Linked DNA regions of Homo sapiens: region 1 is linked to region 2. The links are chromatin contacts, found by Hi-C or POLR2A ChIA-PET in ENCODE. All regions are on one chromosome and are shown on one strand. Each heading gives the region's core, a stretch centred on a gene start or an enhancer-like site at or near the end of the contact. The rest is flanking DNA. Distances are from core to core; before and after follow the strand shown. Region 1 has its middle 54 kb from the start of OTOGL. Region 2 overlaps SYT1 (synaptotagmin 1).

Region 1 (4,347 bases), core at 355-2,854, 640 kb after region 2:
TTTTTTTGGATTAATTAATCAGTATTAATGAACAAAATATTAATGACATCCCCTTCTCCGTCCCTGTGGATCAAGGCAAGAAGGGCCATTTGCCGACACAGATACCAGGAGGTGGAAAGCTGCAGCAGTTTTGAGCAGAAGGCCTCACTTTCTAATACCATTTCCTTGGGGTTAAGATTTCAACACAAGAATTTTGGGACGACACGACCATTCAGAGTAGAAAGCACATTGTTTCTAAGTTATGTGTGGAAAGTTCAGGTACAGATGTCTAGCAGCCATTATAAAATATGAGATTGAATATAGAGAATTACAACTTAATGATCTGCATTGGGGAGGCATCCACACACAGGTGACAGGTTGAAGACATGGGAGTGTGCACAGCATACTGGTCTAGGTCATGGTCTGTCTTGGTTTAAACTCTAGTTATGCCACCTTCTTAACCAATTTGTGACTTGGTTTCCTCATCTGGAAAATGGGTAAAATAATAGTATCCACCTCAAAGCGTTGTTACAAAGATTAAATGAGTTAATATTTGTAATGTGGTTATAACAGATCTTGGCACATAGTAATCTATATATCTGTCTAGATCTGAATGTAATTGTACTATACAAATGAAATACAAAAATGGGAATAAATGGAGATTTCTCTGGGAGAATACTGAGGGAGAAGAGAAGAGGGCTGAGAATTGGGGCAACCAATGTTTAAGAGAAAAGCAAAAGAAAAGAAGCCAGTGAAGGAGACAGAGTGATGAGGGAGGCAGGGAAAAGCTCCAGAGTGGTGTCCTGGCAGCCTAGGAGAAGTTTGCCACATTGCAGACTTCAGGCAGGAATGTAAACTTTGAGATGGCGGGTGCTGCATTTACTTTGTTCTCTGCTGAATCCTCTGGACTTAGCACAGTGCCTGATATATAGCAGGTGTCCAGTAAATATTTGGCAAATGAAAATGCCAAAGAGAAGTTGGAAAGATAAGGGCCTGAATATGTTTATTTATATTTAACAAAAATAGGTCAGTTGGGGACTTAGGCCTCCCTATATAGTGCCATACTAACGTCAGAACTTGATGTTAAAATATTCTGAGACGGAGTTTCGCTTTTGTTGCCCAGGCTGGAGAGCAATGGCGTGATCTCAGCTCACAGCAACCTCTGCCTCCCCGGTTCAAGCGATTCTCCTGCCTCAGCCTCCCAAGTAGCCGGGATTACAGGCATGCGCCACCACACCTGGCTAATTTTGTATTTATTTATTTATTTATTTATTTATTTATTTATTTATTTATTTATAGAGATGGAGTTTCTCCATGTTGGTCAGGCTGGTCTCAAACTCCCGACCTCAGGTGATCCGCCTGCCTCAGCCTCCCAAAGTGCTGAGATTACAGGCATGAGCCACTGCACCCAGCCCTAAAATATTCGTAACTTATGAGTTAACCCTTACAGCTATTGCCTGTTATTACCATGGTTTCATTATAATTTTGTGCAACTGGCCCCAAAGTCTCTTTTTTAAAATAACTGCTTTCTGCCTATGATCACAGGCATATTTTTAGCCTTTTTCTAAATGCCAAAATTAGTCATTAGATAGAAGAATTGGTCATCAACCAGGCCACTGGATGACTCAAGATTCCATCATTTGACCTCATATTGAAAATATGAAGACCAGAGTTTGACAAGCAACACTGCAGCAGTGTTTTCTGCTTTCCATTATTACTGTACAGGAAAACAATCAGATTTAAAATACTGATTTTTCTTTTATTTGAGTTTGTGGCAGGCAGTACACTGCTCTTTACTACAAGCGAACTCCTTGTAAAAATCTCCACACGAGGAGGTAGACTGAATCCCCCCACTGCGTTTCTGGGCTCCTTAGACTAATGGATTCCATTGAATTGGTCTCAGATTAAATTTCTCTAAATATTACATTATTTTTTCTACTTCCTTGCTCAAAAAGTTGCTATGGATCAAGCCTCTTTAATCTGGCCAAACTCCTTTTTTGCTGAATTCCCTCTGTGTAAACTCTGCACTATAGTCGCACTAGTCTACTTTCTTTTCTCAAACACTTGGTTCTCCACTTGTGTATCTTTTGTTAGCTTGATTCCTAGATATCATATAGTATTGAAATATTTTCTCTGTTATATTATCCAATGGATTATTACTGGTGCTTAGGAATATGCCCCCAACTTTTGTATGCAGCTCTTTTACCCTTGAATCTGTGGATTATTTTTAGATTCTAAAGGCTGAATATAGAAGCTATTGAATTTTTTGTGTGGACAAACCATATTTTTCACAAATAATGATAGTTAGGTCTCTTCTTTTCTAATTTATTATACCAAAAAATTTTATTGGCTTGCATTTACTATAACCTACACTAAAATGTTCAATAGAAGTAGCAGTAGTTGGCAACCTTGTCTTTTTCCTGACATGTAAAGGAATGCTTCTCAAATTTCATCATTAAGCTACTTGGTTAATAATGACATATATGTGAGTCAGCATGTTAAATGGTTAAGAGCTACAACTCTGGACCAATCTGGCTGGGTTTAAATTCCAGCTCTGCTACTTAGCTGCGGCGTTATATTGGATAAATTAACTCTGGCTTGGTTTCCTTATGTGTAATATAGGGAATGACAGCAGCTAAATCATAGAATTACTGTAAAGATTCGATGAGATAATACTTATAAGGTGCTTAAAGCTATCTGGTACATACCAGCATGGTATAAGTGTTTCTTAAATATATTGAGGTAATCATTTGAAATCTCTCATTTAATATACTACTTTAATTGATATTATTTTATTTAAGTCTTTAAATTCTTGGGGTCAGCCATACAGAATTATGAGTTTAAAAAATATGTGGTTCATTTCTAGTCAATATTGTACTGAAGGTTCTAGTCAGGAAAATTAAGCAAGAAAAAGAAATAAAAGGCACACAGATCAGAAAGGAAGAGGTAAAACTATATGCACAGATGACATGATATTGTATACAGAAATAATAAAAAATCCACAAAAGCTATCAGAGCTAATAAGCACATTCAGCAAGGTTGCAGAGTACAAGATTCATATACAAAAATCAATTGTATTTCTATACTCCAGCAATAAACATTCAAAAAGAAAGTTAGCATAATAATTCCATTGATAGTAACATCAAGAAGAATAATATACTTAGGAATAAAGGGAACAAAAGAAGTGCAAGACTTATAAACTAAAAATGATAAAGCCTTTTTAAAGAAACTAAGGAATAGCTAAGTAAATGGAAAGTTATCTCTTGTTTGTGGCTTGGAAGACTTCATGTAAAGATAAACATACTCCCCAAATTGATCTATAGCAACAAAATCACTATCAAAATTCTATCTGCTTTTTTTTGAAAGAAATCAACAAACTGATTCTAAAATTTGTATGTAAATGCAAGGGTCTCAGAGAGGCCAAATTGGTCTTAAAAAAGAACAAGTTGGAGGACTCACACTTTCCTTCTTTTTAAAAATTTACCTCAAGAAGGTAGACACACACTTTCTGATTTCAAAAATTACTACAAAGCTACAGTAATCAAGGCATTGTGGCACTGGTACAAGGACAGACATATGATCAATGAAATAGAATATAAAGTCTAGAAATAAACCCTTACATTTAAGATCAGTTGATTTTTGACAGGAGTGCCAAGATAACTTGATTAAGAATAGTCTTTTCAACAAATGCTGCTGTGACAACTGGATATCCACATGTAAAAGAATGACACTGGAATTAAGTCACAACATATACAAATATTAACTCAAAAATGGGTCAACAACCTAAATACAAGAGCTAAAACCTTCAAACTCTAGGAAAAAAACCATAAGAGTAAGTCTTTGTGAACTTGGATGAGGCAATGATTTCTTAGATATGACACCAAAAGCGTACAAGCACCAAAAGAAAAAGAATGGGATTGTATCAAATTACAAACTTTTGAGCTTCAGAGGACATTATCAAGAAACTGATAAGACAAACCACAGAGTGGGAGAAAATATTTGTAAATCATATATTTGATAATCCAGAATACATGAAGAACCCTTGTAAATCAACAATAAAAATAAATAATCCAATTTAAAAATGGGCAAGGGATTTGAATAGACATTTCTCTAAAGAAGATATACAAAGGGCCAATAAGCACATGAAAAGATGCTCAAAATCATTCCCTAGTGAGAGAAATGCAAATCAAGACCACAATGAGAAATCACTTCACATTCATTAGGATGGCTCTAGTAAAAAAGATAGGCAATAACAAATGTTAATGAGAATGCAGAGAAATTTGAACCCTCATTCATTTCTAGTAGGAAGATAAAATGGTATAGCCCCCTTGTAATTGAGTTTGGCAGTTTTTTAAAAAAATTGCATAT
Region 2 (4,014 bases), core at 410-2,909:
TAAAGCTAGAACCAGATCCAGCACTATCATTATTCTCATGCTACTTTTTAAAGTCTTGTCCACATTAGTCAGTGATAGAAAACTGATGTTAGGAACACTGAGCACCTAAGTGTCACTCACTCTGATCTCTAGTTGCTGCTTCTGATAAATTTCACCAATTAGCACAGGCTTAGAGTCAGATTATCTGGGTTTGAATACCAGTTCTGCTACTTGATAGTGGTGTAATCTTGGGGAAGTGCTTAAATTCTCTGTATTTTTCAATAAAATATTGATCACAATAGCACCTACCTCACAGAATTGTAGTGAGAAAGAAAGTGAGTTAATATTTGAAAGTCCTTGAAAAGTGTGTGGCACATGTCAGCCCTCCCGGAATGTCTGCTATTTTTATTACTGCAGCCATTATTATTCTGGTGTAGAGGTGAACTACCCTGCTTTGGAGGTCATAAAGACCTTGATTCAAATCCTGCCATTATCACTTACTATCCCTATGGCCCTGGACAAGTTAATTCATGGTTCTGAGCCTCAGTTTATTTATCTGTTAAAAAGGGATAATAATGCTTGTTTCATCAAGCTATGGCAAGTATTAAGATGGCATGTGACAGTGCTTAGCACAGGCCCTGACAAATAAGTAATTTGTATTCTTTTTTATCCTCCATGATACACTCTTTTCTCTGGGTTTATCACTAGAACTCCCCCGGGATGATCTGTTACTTATGACTAATCATACTCTGTGTACTTATACCACTAATATTATTTGAGTGAAACAAACTTAAATTCAGCATCAGGAACTACCTTGAAAGGAAAATAGACTCATAAGAGTAGTCTCTTCCAGTTTTGAGAAGAAAAGATGCCATCCTACAAGTATGGTAAAGGTCTTGATGAGGGAGGTAAGACCATGACAGTACCACCATGCCTTCGTCTCACTTCCCCACCACAACTGAGTGATCTAGCCACCCTCTAGAGTTGCTACCACCATTTGTTGGGAAGGCATGAAGTCAAAGAAAAGTTTGAGACCTGGGATAGTTGTCCCCATTTGTCATACCATTGGGATAGCTCTGATCGTCACATTCTTAGAAATGCAAATACTAAGCTCTGAGAAGATACAGTCTTCTTTGTGAATCACCTCCATCCCAATTTTTGACCTCACTTTTAGGTGGGATGTATCTACAGCACAGAGTCTGTGACTCTGAGATACATCAAAGACTATTTGGTGGCCCCTCCTGAAATCAGAAGAGGATGTAATTTGCTGTGGTTTTTGCAACTCTCTTACGCACAGTCCAAGCAAAGAACATTATAGTTTTAGAGTGGATGTGGCTGTCCTTACTCTGGTATACTCACAGGAGAAGGACATTGCTGTCTTCTTTCCTTCCATCTTTGATCACATCACTACTGTATTGTGACCTCTTCTTCCCAGAAGAACAACAGTTTTATCCTCTTAATCTTGTTCAAACTGCCTTCTAACACTGACCACCACCAAAAGATGTTGCTTCGAGAAGAGGCTGAATGGAGAACCTTAAATGCATGGGGAATATTCCTGAGTCTCATTGAAATCAGTTTATCCTGGGTATTACACTTGAATTTAAAGCAAATGTATGCACAGGCAATCCTGGGTGAGCTACTCTGAACAGGAGATGGCAGTAGCAGCCAAGGATTTGGGCAGCCCTTTCTAGTCCTAACAGAGGGGATTTCCTATTGGTTCATTGTCGATTCTGGACTGCAGTTTTGCCTCACCAAAGCCAAGGTGGCTAAATAATATGCCCAAGATCCCAGACCTTGCTGAATTTCACAACTATTGAAGAATTAGAAATTGCTCAAATTGAAGGCTGAACGACCAAGTGAACACTGTGGGGAGCTTTTACTAAGTCTCACTACAGAGGAAGGGAGGAGGCCTCCAGAAAACAAACAGATATGCCCACTTAGATTGGCATTAGTGGGTTTATTGGAAGGAGCAAGGATCGGAGATACAGTGCACATTCTTACTGAGACTTTGAGCAAGTCATTTAGCGAGGTGATTCAGCCCATGCTTTCATGTGGATTCAGGGAATAAAGAAGTCTTCCTCACAGGCTTTACAAAGGGTTCAGTAAGATAACAGCCAGGAAAACTCATTTTGTAAACTATGACATGCTATAAAAATACAAGAAGGACATTTTGGTTGGTTTTAGGTCATTTCTTTGAATTTGTCCTGGCGCCTCCAAATTTCCTAGACCACATTTTTTTCTTTCCTTTTCTTTCTTTTTTTTTTTTTTCCAAGTAATATGGTCAGAAGCTGTTTGACTATGAGTCTATTATTTCTCTGATAATTATAATTTCCCGGAGAGTTATGGCACACAAATTACTTTGTAATAGCTCTAAATTCTTTGCTTTATCCTGAGTCTACAATTATGCACTTATCCATGCTCCTGTCATCTGTGGTACTGATTTATGGAACCTCTGTTCTCTGATCTCCTCATTTCTTACCTCTGCCTCCTTTAAAACTCAAGAAATGTGGCAGCAAGGTCAAATTTCTCATCGGGCCAGCATTACATTCTCAGGTGTAATCATTACCGTCTTAATAAAGCAAGCAGTTAGTTCCACAATGGTCTGTTTAATCCACTAGATAATTGCTAAGCCTTAATTATATAACCCAGCATACTGTCCCTTGCTATAATTCCAGAACCACCATGTTGTGGTTTGAAACATCTATTAATTTGGTGCAAATATTAATTAAAAATTTATTTCTAGCCAAGAATATGATGGATCAAGTGCCATGTATTAAAAAAGGAAAATATAATTAATCTTAACCAATTTCACTTGGAGCAAAAACAATGTAACTGGAAAGTTTTCTGGTAACTGCCACACACTCACAGACTTTTTTCAAAATTTGAAAAAAGGTATGTCTAAATTTTAAAGTATTGCAGTATCAGTTTGGTATTATGGTAGAGGATTTATAAGCCATGCAACTGCACAAAATTTTTGATATCGTTAATAAGGCAAAGATATATTACTTCGCTTTGTTCTGCTTGTGACCTAGAGTGAATTTTATTCATAGCAAAATTAGACCTTACTAGCTTCTTATACCTGAATGGCCTAGAGGTAGAGAAATTTCCAGAACAGCCTTATTAGAGAGTGGGGTGCATGACAAGACCATAATCTAAAGCCAGTTTTCAGTTTTATTATTTACTTTGCTGCCTTGATCATTTTTCTGCACTCATTTGGCTTGAAGGCATAGACATTCCCTGTTGATTATCTCGGCTTGGCAGTGGGTTTCTGCTACACATTTTGATTCCTAATATGGTAGTAGGAGAGGATTTTGTATGAGTTCCAGCGAGTTTCTCTGGGCTTGTGGAATGCAGCAAGGAAAGAATCCTACAGAGATGAAAACATGAACATTTGCATTGATTAAAGAGAAAAAGGAAAGAAAGAAAAAGTATCACTCTAAACTGTTTTTTTTCCTTTTCTTACTCTGTTCACTTCACTTCTAATAATGTCTTACACTTTTGGGGGTGGGAGGAATTAATGCTGTGTGTTCTTTTATTGCTCATATCTTCATGGCCATTTCAAAAATTATTTTGAAATGCTGAGTGTGTTTACAGAGGCAGTGTTAACAAAATAGTTTTCATCATCATCAAGGTTTGAATCCCTGAAGCACCCTATCCCTCTGTTCTACAAATTAGCCACATGAAGAAAACTGAGAGAATAAGTTTCATGTTGCTAAAAGAGAATAATAGGCTGATCATGTATATTCACAGGGTACAAATTACATTGTCTTAATTTTGCAGCAATATGAACTATTACTAAAGAAATACCTTACTTGCCTATCCATCTATTGATTGTGTTGGAGTTCAATACAGTTTTTCTCTCAGGGTCATAAAGCCATTCACAGAATCAGGGGTGTTCAAGGGCGAGAATTCAGTCATGGGTTCTTAGTTTGTGTTTCTGGTTGGGCCAGTAAAGCCCCTTCCTCATCTCTCTTTTCCACTTATCACTACAGATGCAGACTTAAAACCATGGCTTCAGGCTGTTCAAAGTCAAAA

The links. A loop is a pair of places that touch in the nucleus more often than their neighbours do. ChIA-PET counts read pairs that join two places held with the same protein, here RNA polymerase II (POLR2A). Pooled maps may share reads with other maps.
Region 1: a loop to region 2 is called in a pooled map, with 4 times the contacts of the local background. The contact joins two enhancer-like sites. A Hi-C loop is called at or near these places in 1 of 168 maps with a recorded cell type or tissue (ascending aorta) and 3 of 50 pooled maps. POLR2A ChIA-PET finds 5 or more read pairs at or near these places in 1 of 52 experiments (WTC11).

The regions. Positions count from the first base shown.
Region 1 is chr12:80,043,292-80,047,638 of GRCh38, forward strand. No RefSeq gene overlaps it. Among named protein-coding and RNA genes, the nearest start is that of OTOGL, 54 kb to the right of the region's middle. Within about 2 kb of position 1,605, at least 2 of the 41 ENCODE cell types and tissues checked have a DNase peak (open chromatin) inside an H3K27ac peak, as active enhancers do; they include ascending aorta, where a contact is called at or near this core.
Region 2 is chr12:79,406,497-79,410,510 of GRCh38, forward strand. The region is part of intron 9 of SYT1 (synaptotagmin 1); the gene reads left to right. Among named protein-coding and RNA genes, the nearest start is that of MIR1252, 11 kb to the right of the region's middle. Within about 2 kb of position 1,660, at least 8 of the 41 ENCODE cell types and tissues checked have a DNase peak (open chromatin) inside an H3K27ac peak, as active enhancers do; they include ascending aorta, where a contact is called at or near this core.